Regions from separate parts of the Mus musculus genome. Here region 2 is linked to region 1. Evidence: chromatin loops called from intact Hi-C (ENCODE). Cell type or tissue: gastrocnemius. All regions are shown on one strand. Links, peaks and the distances in the headings refer to the core of each region. The heading gives the core; the rest is flanking DNA.

Region 1 (8,267 bases), core at 1,951-6,950:
CCTTATTTATAATAGCCAGAAACTGGAAAGAACCCAGATGCCCCTCAACAGAGGAATGGATACAGAAAATGTGGTACATCTACACAATGGAGTACTACTCAGCTATTAAAAAGAATGAATTTATGAAATTCCTAGCCAAATGGATGGACCTGGAGAGCATCATCCTGAGTGAGGTAACACAATCACAAAGGAACTCACACAATATGTACTCACTGATAAGTGGATACTAGCCCAAAACCTAGGATACCCACGATATAAGATACAATTTCCTAAACACATGAAACTCAAGAAAAATGAAGACTGAAGTGTGGACACTATGCCCCTCCTTAGAAGTGGGAACAAAACACCCATGGAAGGAGTTACAGAAACAAAGTATGGAGCTGAGATGAAAGGATGGACCATGTAGAGACTGCCATATCCAGGGATCCACCCCATAATCAGCTTCCAAATGCTGACACCATTGCATACACTAGCAAGATTTTACTGAAAGGACCCAGATGTAGCTGTCTCTTGTGAGACTATGCCGGGGCCTAGCAAACACAGAAGTGGATGCTCACAGTCAGCTAATGGATGGATCACAGGGCTCCCAATGGAGGAGCTAGAGAAAGTACCCAAGGAGCTAAAGGGATCTTCAACCCTATAGGTGGAACAACATTATGAACTAACCAGTACCCCTGAGCTCTTGACTCTAGCTGCATATGTATCAAAAGATGGCCTAGTCGGCCATCACTGGAAAGAGAGGCCCATTGGACACGCAGACTTTGTGTGCCCCGGTACAGGGGAACGCCAGGGCCAAAGGGGGGGAGTGGGTGGGTAGGGGAGTGGGGGTGGGTGGGTAAGGGGGACTTTTGGTATAGCATTGGAAATGTAAATGAGCTAAATACCTAATAAAAAATGGAAAAAAAAAAAAAAAAAAAAAAAAAGATGACTTGCTTAAGGAATTAACTGTGGGAGACAAAATTGCAAACTGGATAACAGTGAGTGTGGGCTCAGTCAATTTAAAAAACGTGTGTGTGTGTGTGTGTGTGTGTGTGTGTGTGTGTGTGTGTGTGTGTGTGTGACATTTTATTGCAGCTCTGGTTTGAGTCCATCCTTAATTTACAGTTCGATTCTCCCTGGTGGACTGACACAGCCAAGATGGAGACCCATCCCCATCAGGGCTCAGACTCTGGCTGTCCCCAGTGGCATTTCTGGTCTTACACTGTGGGCCCAACTTCTCTTTCCTCGGCAGTCATGCTCTGGGGTAGGAAGCCTAGCTCTTCAGTTCCATGGCCTGGTTGGTCCAGTGGCCTCATGTCAGTGGGGTTTGGGGATGTGGCTGTCCACATAGAAGTTCCTGGTGATATGAGAAAGAGCAACCTCGACTCCCTCCAGCTCAGGGGTCAGCACAATCTGGCAGCCCAGTCTCGAGTTCTCCTGGAGCAGTGGATCCATGTCCAACATGTTGTCCTCCACCTCCTCAGGAGGCAGGAGATCCAGGTGGGCCCCACTCACATACATGGCAGGTGGAACATGCCAGGGATGCTTTGCAGGCCCTTTCCAGGTCCACCCAGTGGCGCTGGGCCAGGTAGAGAACATTGTCCTCGACTCTGCCCCTCTCCGGGATCTGCTTGCCCGAGCAGTCCACGAACACCACATTGACCACGTCCCAGGGCAGCTCCGGGCAGTCTGCCTCCTCCTCGCCAGCACGCCACTCACCTGTAGTCTCGAATGTCCTAGATGTTATTGTCGCGTGCCTGGTCCTGGGTCCCCAAGATCCCCCCAGCCGCTCATAACAGCCAGTTTATTTTTGCTGGTGAAAGTATCCTGGTCTCACGGAGCCTAGGTAGGGAACTACTCTTAGAGTCTTCACTCTGAGATTGACAACTAAATGAGTTTTGGCCCAGGTGCCAGACCGCTTTTCCATTAGTTAAGTAGGAAGCATGACAGATCATCATGCAGAGAGCAGGCAGAGCAGGTCAAAGGCAAGTGAGCCGCATGCGGCTGTGCTACCCTGTCCCAGCAACCTCCAGCCATCGGTGGTCGATGGCGGACCTGGTGCTCTTTGGAAGCCCCTGTTCCACAGACCTCTCTGTGGAGCCCGGCTTTCGGCAGCACTGTGTCTACACAGAAGGCTTGGCTGTCCGTTCTAAGCCATATATTCTTTGTGGTGAATTTTCTGTATCTGTGATTCCTACCCTTCTCCCCACGCCCCCCCCCCCCCATAGCAAAGTCATGTTTCAGTATCTTCCTGTCAGAATTGAATTTCCAGCAACATTTACAAATTCTCCAATCATTTAAATAATGTCTCAATTAGATATGATGATGGGACTACCTCTACTTCCCCTAGCATATTGTTATGGCCCCGAAGCTTGTTTCAGGAATTCTGTTATGTCTTAGTTTGGCAACTGGGTGATATATAAATGTCTGCTTGACATATATGATTAGTTTTATTAGCTCAATAAAATCTCTTAATAAAAGTCAAAGGAATAATTTTATATTATAGTTCAGTCAACTAAAAGACGAAGATTTTAGACATATTCCTTTGATGAGTTATGCAGCCCATTAGAAAAGCTGAATGTGCCAGCTAGCAGGCACACAGCTGTGTTTGTAGAAACCATATATTCAAAGTTCCTAGAAACCTGGCAGTAAGGCAGGGCGCTCAGTGCTAATCCTCAGTGCTTGCAAAGACTTGCCAGTTCCTGACAAGCTGCTCTGCTGCACACTAGCTGTGCAGTGGTACTATCCATCTAGCCTTGGTGTGGGCTCCCAGGAGACTGGGTGCATGTACAGCCTCACCCTCCAAATTCGGATCTGGTGCTGTGACATGCCTAGGCTGAGAAGACATTCACAGATGTTCTGTGAACAACTGAGATTCCCGATGTGCTCGCATGGCTGGGTGTTTTCATTTGTCCTTCTGCCATCTAGATGGGAGAGGACTCAGGGAGGCTGCTGGCTCTGTGATAAGAATCACATAAAGCAAACCTGACCCTGAGCTTGGCTCACTGCACGCTGTAGACCCACACTGGCCAACCTGCAGGCTCTTGCAGGAAGAGAGGAGAATCTGTTGCCTGGAGCCACCGAGACAGGATTCTGTGTTAGGTAGCATTATCATAAGGGACTGTTGCTTAATATAGACAAATAGCATTTGCTTTTCTGAGTTCAGTTTTAGTGAGGGTTATAAGTTACCTGATTCTTTGAACAATAGATAGATATAAGGAGATATGGCAAAGCCATTTCTGTCTCATTTCAGTAAACATCAGGGTCTTCTCTTGATTGTTTGTAGTCAGATTGATTGTTTATAATAAGATTTTTGTGTGTGTGTGTGTGGACGCATCAGCATATTGAATTGTAGAGAAAAAGGCACAAAGCTTCTTTGAACTGCTCCTTCCTACACCACACACACACACACACACACACACACACACACACACACACACACACACACCCAGAGAGTGTTTCAATGGTACACTCAGTTGTCACAGGATACCTGGCATATGTTTGGAAGGACAGTAGAGTTCTGTCAATCTTGATAGACTGAGTAGACTTTTAAATCTCTACTTGGGTTGTGAAAAAGAAACAGTTTGGGGGTATTGGGTAGCTTTACTAGAAGTGTTTACCTTGCAAGCATGACGGATTGAGTTTAATCCCCACGGAACAAGACCAGATGTGCTGCGATGCACCTGTAATCCCAGAACTAGATAGAGATGGGAGGTGAGATAGGAGCAGACTTGGGGTTCGCTGACAAGCCAGTCTAGCTGAATCAGTGATTTCCAGTTTCAGTGAAAGACACTGTCTCAAAAAACAGAAATGACAAGCAATGGAAAAACCCAGGTATTTACCTCTGACCTCTCCAGATATGGCTACATATGGGGATCTATGAGTGCACACACACACACACACACACACACTCACATGACACATACATACACAAAATAATAAATTAAAAAGCAGTTTGCCTATTCCTACCTGCTGTTGCATGCAATGCTTGGTTCATTCCAGCACATGTTTTAATATTCCTTTTAGTCATGAACATAAAACCTCCTATCCCTGATTGGTTCAGCTCCAAATAGGTCTTAGGACTTTGGCCAAAGGTGAGCAATATGTTAACTATTTCCCACCTCTGCCAGCAGATGGGGCTATAGAGTTAGTCAAGTTCTGCAAGGGTTAATGTTGCCTCATCAGCCCCCCAAATGGCTTAGCTGCCTTTGCATTGACCCAAGTCTGCTGGCTTAGTGATTAAACTATGCATGTTTGGGGTAGTTATGGTGCGGCAGGGGCACTGCTTTTATTCTTGCCAGGCTTTTAAATCCTCTTTTTTTTCTCTTCTGGGAACTAGGCTCATTTCTGTTTACAGATAAGTCCGCACACTTAAGCATCCCAGGCAGAAACCTTTCCTCCAATCTGGAGTCGTCATCCTATGATGGTGCCTGAGGTTCCTTAGGGTTCTCACTGGTGCTTCTCATACCTGAAGTGAGTGCCACATGTCTCGTTGTTGTCCCAGGGAGTTCTGTTGCCTTTTACCACCCAGAGTCTCCTGCAGGATTCCTGCTCCTGTGCACCAATCACAGTTGCTCACTCCTCAGGATGGGTGCAGGTTTGAAGTTGTTTGCTTGAATGACTAATAGAAACCCCGTATGTACCCGTCTGCTTAGCCACCACAACAAATCCACAGTGGGTGGTTTGGGGCCCAGAGGTTGGAAGCTAAAATGAATACGTGGTTCTTCAGTTTCTTCCTAAGCCTTGCCTCGCCTCACAACTGTTCATGTTTCTGTGAGTTAATGTGATATACCCCCATTTTAACTGAACTGCCTCTGTCGGAACACTACCTGCAGGAGCAGGCACATTCCGAGATGCAGGGCACTCAGAGTGAGTGGAGGTGTACCACTCAGTACACAGCTCTGCAGTTTCCTAATGGAAATGCTTGCTTTCCGGTTGTTTTGAATAAAACTTATTCCGAAACATCACCTGACATGTATTTAATCCGACTATTTGACTGGAAGAAAGAAACATCCCTAGTCATTTATTTTATTTTATTTTATTTTTTTAACCGTGAATGTAGTCTGCTGATTATTTACTGAAGAACTTCCATGATTGTTATAATTGGATTTTTATTGCCTTGAAGTAGGTAGGCATGATTACTGGTGGGTAGCAATTTAATTTATGATCAGTTTCATTGATTCCAATTCAGAAATAGGTGGAGAGGGATGAGTGGTTGATATATTAAGCATGACGAGGCACTGGCTTTCTTAGCAACACTTATTTAAAAAGGAAGAGAATCTTTCCCACTCTACTCAAGCCTCTGACATCTCCTTGGCTGTGAGCAGGAGTTACCACACCATAAATTCTCTTACTCACAGTCACTGTCTGCTCCTCACTGTGAAACTGTCCCATCTGAATCAATTCTGCCACATTTGCTTTGATAGTCTTAGGCCAGTTGAGCTAGACAGTCTCTCGTGGAGACTCTTTCCCCAGGGTGTGTTATGTCCTGTGGGGTTTGTAATCGAAACCACTGGTTCTTAACCTGAGGTGTGACATCTTTGGGGGTCAAATGACCTTCTGCAGGGGTCACATATCAGATATCCTGCATATCAGATATTTACATTGATTCATAACAGCAGCAAAACTACATTCATGAAATAGCAAAGAAATGATTTTATGGTTAGGGGTCACCACACCATGAGGAGCTGCATTAAAGGGTCACAGCATTAGGAAGGTTGAGAGCCACTGCTCTAAACTTCCCATTACAGGACCGGGGAGAGAGTTTTCATACCTAACCTTACTGTCCACACACAGCATTTGGTCCTGGTGATGGCCCCTGGGTCCTGACACATTTCTTCTCTGCCTTACACGAATTCGCTAAGTTTTGGTTTTGAGTCTTTTCAGACTCATCTGCTGACTTTGGCCTTGTACTTGTCTTTACAAGCAGTCTAGGGCCAAGTTCAAGAAATGGTGCTGCCTTCTTTTATGCTGGGGCCTCCTACATCAATTAGCTGCACTCAAGACACCTGGCCCTAAACATGTTCACAAACCGGCTTGATCTAGACAATCGCTTATTGAGACTCTTTTCCCAGTGATTGTACATTGTGTGGAGTTCAAAACCAAAATTAAGGAAAGGAAAAATTAAGGGAAGGGAAAAGTAAGACACGGTGAGAGAAAAGGGTGGTTTTTTAAAAAGGCCAAGGTGGGGCTGGAGAGATGGCTTAGAGGTTAAGAGCACTGACTGCTTTTCCAGAGGTCCTGAGTTCAATTCCCAGCAACTACATGGTGGTTCACAACCATCTGTAATGGGATCTGATGCCCTCTTCTGGTGTGTCTGAGATCAGCCACAGTGTACTCATAGAAATAAGCATTTTTTTTAAAAAGCCGAGGTAAAGAAATACATTAAAATCAAAGGTGGTAATGACTGACAAGCTGAAGAGGTAACATTTTAACAGAAAGTGCCTCTATTGATGCTCTAAAGAGATCTCTATGCAGAGATAAGAGCCAGTACACATGTCTTGGGCCTGAGGTCTGTGTGAGTAAAAATGGAGAGTCACCGAGCATTTCAGGGACAAGAGCAGACAGGCATTGCACAGGAAAGCATAAAACGCCCCTCATTGCCCCACAGAAGGCAGTAGGTGTGCTGCTGGTCCAAGGGGAAGTTTGAAGATGGAAAGAGTAGAACATGGGGTATGTCCTGATCAACCTGATGCCTGGCCTCTGGTTTTGCAAACACAAATGAAGCAGGTTCCAGTACCAGGGCAAGAAGATAAGACAGCAAGGCCTTGGCCACACCATCCTCCACAGGGCCAGGCTGTAGAGACTTAGATTGTCTTACCAGTGAATGAAAGCAAAAGGGAATAGATTCAATGAGAATGTGCCCAGGAGACTGGATCTTAAATTGCTTCTTTGCTTCTTCTTTCCTGAATAAAACTTTGTAGCTGCAATGCCAAGCTGAGTTTTGTTTTTAGTCACCTAAGAAATATCACACTTGCCACATGGGTTGTCTCTGTATATAAGAGAAACATCAGTTGATTTTTAAAAGAAAGACATCTTGAAATTTAATCACTGAAGGCTGCATGTCAACTTTTCCATAGCACAATGCTTGCTCATCTATTTGAGATTTGCAGATGCTTAGAGATGCTCCCACATGCTTAGAGGTGCTCCCACATGCTTAGAGGTGTTCCCACATGCTTAGAGATGCTCCCACATGCTTAGAGATGCTCCCACATGCTTAGAGGTGCTCCCACATGCTTAGAGGTGTTCCCACATGCTTAGAGGTGCTCCCACATGCTTAGAGGTGTTCCCACATGCTTAGAGATGCTCCCACATGCTTAGAGGTGCTCCCACATGTAACATTGTTTGGATACAGGTGAATCACAATGTTTTACCAGATACTATTCTGGTTACTTTTCTGTTGCTGTGAGGAGATACTATGAAGACCAATGGAAGATATAAAGGAAAGCATTTAATCAGGGGCTTGCTTACTGTTTCAAAGAATCATATTCGAGAACATTGGTAGATTCATGGCACTGGAGCAGTACATGATTCACAGGCAGGATGTATAGAGCGAGACTGAGCATGATGGCTTTTGAAACCCCGTAGCCCACACTCAGTGACACGCTTCCTCCACCAAAACCACACCTCCTAATCCTTATCAAGCAGTTCCAAGCCACTGGCAGCAAAGCATTTAAAACTATGAGCCCATCAGTGCCATTCTCAGTCACCGGCCTAGTCTTCAAGAGGCTCGTAACAATGTAGCATGAAAAGGGTGTTACTGGCAACATAGCAACAGAACGCTGGAACTTTGCTTCAATCATGGTAGAGACAGGTTTTACTGTGAAAATTCTATTTTGAGAACTGGTCAGCTCATAGAATAGTTCAACAAGATGTGGTGGCACACAGCCCTGCCATCCCAGCACTTCAGAAGCAGAGGGAGAAACAATTCAATTTCTAGATCAGCTAGTACTACAGGGTGAAACTATGTTCCAAAGAAGAACAAGAAAGGGGAGGCGGCAGCAAAACTCAGAGGTGGAGAAAGAAGGCAAAATTGACTAAATAGAACAGACAATTCCTATAAGCCTATTCCCTGACACCCAACTTCCCCATTATTAACATCTCGAATTGGAGAGGCACAGTCATTAGCACCACTGAGCCAGCATTAATACATTTTTTGTTGAGCCCATAGTTTTGGTTGGTCTGTTTTTGACAAATGTATAGTAACATGTATTCACGACTACAGTTTCAGATAGAGTATTTTTCCACCTTGAAAACGTGGTGTGTTACACATTTTTCATCTTCTCTCT
Region 2 (8,267 bases), core at 1,917-6,916, 270 kb after region 1:
TACAGCCGTGCAGCCCACCGTGTTAGGAGTAGACTGCTGACACGCTGAGACTCCTGGTGCTTGCTCTTCTCTCCTGTGTGCCCTGTGAAAGACACAGCATCACGCTGTTTATTTCTATCACTTAATTCCCAACACCCCCAGCAGGTAGTTTTTTTAACACATGATGAAGTTAGCAGTCATTCTCAACCTTCCTATTGCTGCGACCCTCTACTACAGTTTCTCATGTTGCAGTGACCCCCCTCAACTATAAAGCTACCTTTGTGCTACTCCACAACTATAATTTAGCTACTGTTACGAATGATAAATATCTGTGTTTTCCAATGGTCTTAGGTGACCCCTGTGCAAGCTGCTGTAAGGACTTCCCAAAGATCACGACACCAGTAAGCAAGCAACTTGAGGCTTGAATCCAAACTATTATTATTTAAGTTGGCTTGTTTAAGTTGTAAAGAAATTAAATGAAAGGAAAATTAAAATAAAATCTCCTCTTATGAAAGAATTGCTGGTATCATCTGACAACTTCATAGAATGTTCCCCAACTGGAAATGGTTGGCTTGAGCAATTCTCAGTTTCACTGGGATGCAGGGGCCATGTGCTTGAAAAGAAACTGTGAGGAAAAAAACTGTGTGAGCCTGGTCTCCCTTGACTCCCGAAGGAGGCTGTCCTGATGTTCAGACTGAGGCAGACTACACTCACAGGTACACAGGTGCAGTAAGCTCAGGAGTTTTTTAATGTTCCACAAATAAATGCACAAAAAATGATGGAAACATTTAAGGGAAAAATCACTTTGAGAGCCTAACCAAAGGAAGCTACATCACACAGAACACAAGAGAAAGGAGACCCGTTATCCTCGAACAAGATACTGAACCAACTTCACACGCCACCTCTGTGGTTGAAGTGTCGCGGTGGTGGCTCAGGTTTCTCAATATCCACTCAAATCTGCTAAAATTAGTGTATTTTTGAAAAAGTATAGTTTGTTTACAAAGCCGTATATTGTCTTATAGAAATCTCAGAAAGGTTAAAACTAATTGTGAATTAACTTTCCTACTCATGTCAGAAAAGGTTTGGGTTTTGTGTTTTATCAACATTATTGAGATGTGTGCTGTGAGTATAACTTGCCCACTTAAGGAATGAAACTAAAAGACTTTTAGTACTTTCAGACAAGTACAGACATAACCAACACCAAGTTTAGGATACCCCCTCCATCCCCAAAAGCAAACATTGTTACCAACTAGCTGCCACTATCCACTTTGCCCAAGCCCCAAGCATCTACCCTTCTCTGAATAATTTTTCTCATTCTAAAGATTCTGTATAGGAGTCATAATGCTATAGGGGGTACTGGTGATTATCTTTGTTTATGTAACATAATGCTTTAAGAATCAATCATGCTACAGTATCAAATGTCTTCATTTTGGATGTATAATAGGAGATGTACTGACAAATGCTTTGTTTATTTATTCATCGCTACCCATGAACCCCAGATGGGGAAGATGTCTTCTGGGAGGTTTCCTCCCCTGACAGAGTCACCTGAGGGCAGCACAAGACCAGGCATGTCTCTTTAAAGAGCCCAATTCTTTCGTTTTCAATGCCCACCATCTACTTTAGTCCCAGGGTGAATGGATGCCCAGTCTCTATGCTATTAAGTTCTCCAAGATGAAAAGTAAGTTTGGAGACCACGACACACCTGGATTTCTGTTGACTGATTTTCTTAACGTGTCCTCTCCTGTGTCCAGCTTGGATCTGGGAGGACGGTTGGGCTTCTTCCCTGGCTCTGCTCTAGCCTGTCTTCCCCTCCTCCTACCTTGCTAGCATCTGTGGCCTTGAATAGTTTCACTCTTCTTATATATTTTTTTTTCCTCTGAAGTTTCTTTGCTGAGAGATCAGTGTGCTTTTAATTAAATAATGAACGAAGGACATCAAAATTCAGAGCACAGCCTGTCAGTAGGTGCTGCTTCTGTTACTGCCCACCCCTGTCCAGTGCTTCACTCTGCCCTCTGTCTATTCCTGTCTCCTCATTCTTACAGAAGCCGTGGCCTATCTCTCCTGAACTTTTCCACTTACTCTCTTGGAATGCACTTTCTACCAACATTCCAGGAAGGCCACCTTGAATGAATCTGAACTAAGTCTCTAGCTGCATATAACCTTCAATGCTGTCCCTTCACACTTAGCATGCACACCTACCTCCATGTTAAACTCCAGCATCCCACAGAGCCCACCCCTCCTCCTCTTGTTGTCCTCATTGGTGTCTCCCAGCCATACTGGCTTGTTTTGACTCCAAATGCTCCAAGATTTTTCAGAGAGAAGAATTTCATGACATGTCAATAATTATAATGCGCTGACATGTGTTTATTGTTGTTTGTTTTGTATTTTGATTTGTTTCCTGCATTTTCCTTATTACCTGTCTTAGTCAGGATTTCACTGCTGTAAACAGACACCATGACCGAGGCAAGTTTTATAAGGACAGCATTTAATTGGGGCTGGCTTACAGGTTCAGTCCATTATTATCATGGGGGAAGCAAGGCAGCATCCAGGCAGGCATGGTGTAGGCAGAACTGAATGTTCTAGATCTTGTTCTGAAGGCAAACAAGAGAAGACTGTCTCTCACGTGGTTAGGAGGAGGGTCTCATTGTCCATTCTGAGAGTGACACATTTCTTCCATACCTACTAATAGGGCCACTCCCTGGGCCAAGCATATTCAAACCACCACACTACCTGAGCCTCAACTTAAATACTTGCATTTTAAGAAAGCTTCCTCTGGACAGTAACAATCTCCAATCATCATTAGGCAGTTTGTCAAAATTCTAGTACAGAAGTTTGAATATTAAAGCTAATAACTTGTTTAATTGCTTTTACTCAATTTGTTCAAGCATGTTCCGTGTGGTGGCTTATATCTGATACTATATAAAAAGCCAGATATTGTTGGACACAGTAGCACATGTAGAGACAGACAGACCTATCTATAGCAGATCTATATGTGTTCAAGACCAGCCTGGTCTATACAGCAAGTTCCAGGCTATCCATCCAGGGACATAAACACATGTACACACACATCTATCTATCTATCTATCTATCTATCTATCTATCTATCTATCTATCTCTATATCTATCTCTCTATCTCTCTATCTCTCTATCTCTCTATCTCTCTATCTCTATACTATATCTATATCTATATCTATATCTATATCTATATCTATATCTATATCTATATACCCTCTCTCACAAGGGAAGGAGACCAATGTTCATTGCTCTCTTCCCTCTTCCCATCATGCAGGTGAAGGGCATGTACTAGATTCATCTTTGTAAAGACATTGCTTTCTAACATGAGCACATGCCTTCATTCTCTGTTCAGAGACTATCGTAATGCACAACTGTACTTTATGGATACTTATCAATACTCTACACTATCCCAGGAGTACAGATGCTATGAGAGTAAGACAGAAATAGTCATAGCCTCCTTTATGACACTTTTCTTTGCTTACTATATTCAAATTCTTTTAACTTTATGATGCTAGAAGAGCTGTTGTATTGTCTTTATTTTAAAAACAAATATTTAGGATACATAAGCTTGTTCTAGGTTGCCAGACATAAAGTTGCAAAGGCAGGGTGGCAGAGTTGGGTTGCAGAGTCAGGAACCACTCCACAAACCAGAGAAGCACAAGAAGGCTTTTCTCCCTTCAGCACTAGAGAGATGCATGTCTCCCTTATACAAGGGGGAAAAAAAAGATAACATAAGAAAAGAAAAGATTAAAAAAAGGAAAACAGGAAAACTATTGGGCTCACACCCACCCATGACAGTGAGGCAATTATAGTCACTATTTCTATTGTTTTTGTTAGGGAAAGCAGGGGATGGGGCTTAGAGAAAAATCTGAGTCTTACTGACTTGTAAGTAAAGATAGAGGATAAAAGCCAGGCATCACCTTTCATCCAGCCACTAAGTGTGAAGGTACACACTTAGAACCCCAACACTTAGCAGGAAATAAGAGAACAAGGAGCTCAAGGCCAGTCTATTCCATGTAGTGTGTTTAAAGCCAGCTCAGAATACATAGGCCCCTGTCTCAAGAAAATAAAACAAAAATTAGCCATCACTCTCACAATGTCTGTGTGTCTGTCTATCTGTCTGTCAGCCTGACTGTGTAGTTCATGTGGGGATATCAAACTGTGGGCCTTCCATGTTCTAAATGCTCCCTATTGACCCACCCCCAAAGCCAGGCCTTCATTTCATGTGAAAAGGCCCCTGAAAGTGCATGGTTAGGGTCATTATCAGTAAGATTGCATATGCTGTCTTAGGACAATGCCCTTTGGATGTTATGGGTCCAGGCTAGATCTATTCACATGGATGTGTGTGGTCTGGAAATGAGCAAGAACAGTAGATAGTAAATCAACTGCTGTGTGCCTGGTGGAGGGAAGAGAGGAGTGCTTCCCACTTGGATGTGGCCATTTTTTTTTTCTTTAGAGAGGAATTGTGGAAATCTGGCCAGCAGTTGAGAGAGTAACAGAATTTTGCTTCTCTGTCTAATGATATTTTGGTACATGGTTTTATAAAACTATAGTTCCCTTCTATCATCTAATGATGAAGGCAAAGACCAAAACCAAATGAAAAAAATCTTCTGCTCTGTATAACCAATAACCAGAGAAGGGTTATGGGAAAACGTGACAATGACCAAGAGCCTGTGGTTTTGTCTACCAAGGTTGAGGAGGAAGTGGAGAAGTCAATGGCTGGAATACATCCATCTGCCCTAAAAGATCCAGAACATTCGCCTGATTACCATACGACCTGAGGCATCTGGGAGGGAGACACCATCTGCTGCTCTTTGGCAGGACTTGGTCATCAGGGTGGAGAACGAGTCACTGTCCTCAACTCTCAGATATTGGGAGCTGCCCAAGCACATGCTTTCTACTGGAGGAGATAAATGTGTCTTGATCTGAGGCATTGTTGATGTCTCTGCTTTATCACACACCCTGGAAACTAGGAGAGAAAGAGAACGGGAAGTGTGGGAATAAGGACAAGAAATACTGACTCGTTTGGCACACAATTGATTCAGCTCAGTGGCAGAGTGGAGCAGGGAACCCGAATTAGCCAAATAACTGATTAATTGCTGTACATGTAAGCAAAGAGACTAAAACATATACATCTATGGATTTGGTGGGCACTTGGGTACATAGTGACCTAAGAATGGATACACATGCAAACTGAATTAATTTCTTAAATTCTGCAAGAGGCAACAAGGCATTAGGTAAGTTTTCATAATGACATTTGGGTAGATTCTTTAATTAATTTCAGCTTGTAGCAGTGGACACTGAGGTGGAATAAGAATGAGCGAGCTGCATTTCTGGGACCAGGCTTAGCCCTGCTCTGTGTGATCCTAGAGTGTGCAATGTTGTCTGGTCATGTCATCATTATAATGAGTTCTTTCAAGCCCTTTCCATGCCGCTTGCTGGATATCTATTTCTTGATCCTGGTACTAACCAGGTACAAGCCTGCTTTGCTCTGAACTCAGAAGAGATCAGTGCCTCTAGGGTGGTATACTGTAAACCATCTCATACAGTGCTTGGAGGGCAGAAATAGTGTTTTAATTTTGTTGTGTCTTCATCACTTATGAACAAATAGCCACCTTTGTGGCTTTTAAGCACGTTTCTTAAGCTTGTTAAAATATAGATAGTTATGGCAAAAAAAAATCTCTGAAATTCTTCATGGGACACCTAAATTAATAAAATGTTGTAAACCCCATGATTTAGATATTGCCTGAGACCATAGTCATGAGTAACTGCTGCTTATGTAGAGATCCAGTGCATGTTGGGGAATTCTGCACATCAATTAAAATGAGAGGTCCCTGAGCAATCATAAATGGTTTTAAAATCTAGGTTAATCAAGGAACAATTTGAAACAAAGGGCAGACAACAATGTAAATTGCAATATAAAGCCACCCAGGCTGAAAATACTACATCGTACCAGAACACATCTCTGCTAGTAAGAAATCTAATCATATTTGGCATTATACTTCAATCCCAGAGAGCCAAGTCACTAGCTTATGTGACTTAGAAAAGCTATTTGTTTGGCTTCAACTCTCATGCCCGCTGACTATATGAAATTTTTAGAATTCCAATTTTAATCTCAGTCATATCTTTACCTTGTCTGTGAATGGAATTGACAAAAGATAAGTCACATAAATAATAAAAATAATACTCCTAGAACCCAAATACAATAAGAATACATAGTTAGCTTATTAGTTGTTGAGTGACACTCTAATATTGTGAAAGAATGAGTTATTTGAAGCTGAATAGCTAATTGAGTGGCTGTTTTCACAACTCTTTGCCCCGGTTGTTAGGAGCAAACCCCATGATTGTTTGTGTCATTGACATACTTGACGAATGGAACATCAGAACAACGTGTAAGACAAGAGGTCTGCACGTGATGAATCCTAGTTACAGCGGTTCCAGGGTTCCCACTATCACTTAAAACTCTTCTCCCATTTAATGATGACCTCACCTTTCAGAGTACCTTTGTGGATGCACACCTCTATAAGCTTTAATTTAGATGTTTCTTTTTATTCATTATTTTGTTTATTTACATTTCAAATGTTGTCCACCTTCCCACTTTCCCTGCCACAACCCCCTTCTCCCATCCCCCTCCCCTTTACTTCTATGAGGGTGCTCCACCCACTCACCCACTCCTGCCTCACTGCTCTAGCACCTCCTTATGCTGGCTCCTGTCAGCAAGTGCTTCTTGCCATCATTAATAGTATCTGGGTTTGGTGTCTGCAGATGGGATGAATCCCCAGGTGGGGCAGTCTCTGGATGGCCTTTCCTTCAGTCTCTGATCCATTTTTTGTCCCTGCTTCTCCTTTAGACAGGAAAATTTCTGGGTTGATATTTTTGAGTAGTCCCATCCCTCAACTGGGATTTACCTATTTACTGGACATGGTTTCTACAGGTTCTTTCTTCCCTTTGTTGGGTACTTTGGCTTATGTCACCCCTGTTGGGTCCTGAGAACCTCTTGCTTTCCTGGTATCTGGGACTTTCTAGTGGCTACCCCAGTTCCTCATGCCCCACTGCTACATATTTTTGTTCAATTTCCTGACCCTCTGTACTTCTCTTTCATCTCTTCCCATACCTCATCTTGTTCCTTCCCCCCCCCTTCCTTCTCTTTCCCTCCTAGGTCCCTCCCTCCCTCTATGTCCCATGATTATTTTGCTACCCTTTCTAAGTAGGACTGAAGCATCCACACTGTGGTCTTCCTTCTTCTTAAGCTTCATATGGTCTGTGAATTGTATCATGGGTATTCTGAGCTGTGGGGCTAATATCCACTTATCAGTGAGTACATATCATGTGTGTTCTTTTGTGTCTGGGCTACCTCACTCAGGAAGATATTTTTCTTAATAAGTATAATAACCACCAGAAGAATTTGCCACCTGATACAGAATATCATATTTAAAGGTAACCATAAAGCAGCAGACAGGGAGTATTTTCCACCGTTAATTCCACACCATACTTAAATGTGGGTGTGAGTTTAAAATAAGGTACCATTTTGGTTAAAATAGCTGTCACGATCAACTAAAGTATCTCAGTGTCCAGTAAAGGGAGAAAAAGGAGAGAGGCTTAAAAATGTAAGTGTTTATTTGGTACCTGTTAGCATGCTACCTGATATGGAAACCATGAGAAGTGAATAAAACATAGCCGCTGTTGCCATGAATATCTGAATAACGATCTAGCTGGCCACAGAACACCAGTGTAAGTATAAAACATGCTGGGCTGTTCTCTGAAGCAGCATCCTGAAGGAGTAGTTTAGAAGGATATTTCCCATCAATTCCACAGCTTATCCCAATGCCCAGCCAGCTTCAAGGCTTGATGCTCTGATACTGACTTTCCCAAATGCAGATCCTTCCCTTGGAGACTGAGAATCTTAGAAAATCAACAAACCAACAAATGGACACAATTACATGCAAAGGACACATTGGCTTGCAAGCAAAACCTAGGGCAGTTTTGTGGGCTTGTTTTGTCTTCCTATTGTCTTGGAGATTTTCCAGGGTGGTTGAAAGGGTGCAGCTGGAGCAGTGATATAAGTGCTGTTGGGTTTGCACTGTGTATATTGCTCAAGTGGTCAAATGAGGGGATTAGCAACCAGGTGCCCAGTTTGCAGGAATAGACAGGCTCACCTAGAACACCCACTTTGTCAAAGAATTTTCCCTTCGTGATTCAGATCCTAATCTGTGTAATGCAGCCCCACACTCCCTATCTTCTATGCTTCAGATTCAGCCATCCATCCTGTAGAC

What was found. Hi-C counts contacts between places; a loop is a spot of excess contacts. Peaks named below come from ENCODE experiments on the same cell type or tissue, not always from the same donor. Only the 100,000 strongest peaks of a DNase experiment are listed, where the experiment ranks them.
Region 2: it touches region 1 in a loop (4-fold over the local background); 29 of 42 quality-filtered maps call a loop at or near these places.

Annotation. Positions count from the first base shown.
Region 1 is chr5:102,415,169-102,423,435 of GRCm38, forward strand. It overlaps a transcript of Arhgap24 not described here and the pseudogene Gm6622. Among named protein-coding and RNA genes, the nearest start is that of Arhgap24, 62 kb to the right of the region's middle. In gastrocnemius, for the core only: a CTCF peak has its summit at 4,107 (motif pointing right); no DNase peak of the experiment used is centred there.
Region 2 is chr5:102,683,025-102,691,291 of GRCm38, forward strand. The region is part of intron 3 of Arhgap24 (Rho GTPase activating protein 24); the gene reads left to right. Among named protein-coding and RNA genes, the nearest start is that of Gm30396, 56 kb to the left of the region's middle. In gastrocnemius, for the core only: no CTCF peak of the experiment used is centred there; a DNase peak (open chromatin) is centred at 4,809; H3K27ac peaks cover 572 bases.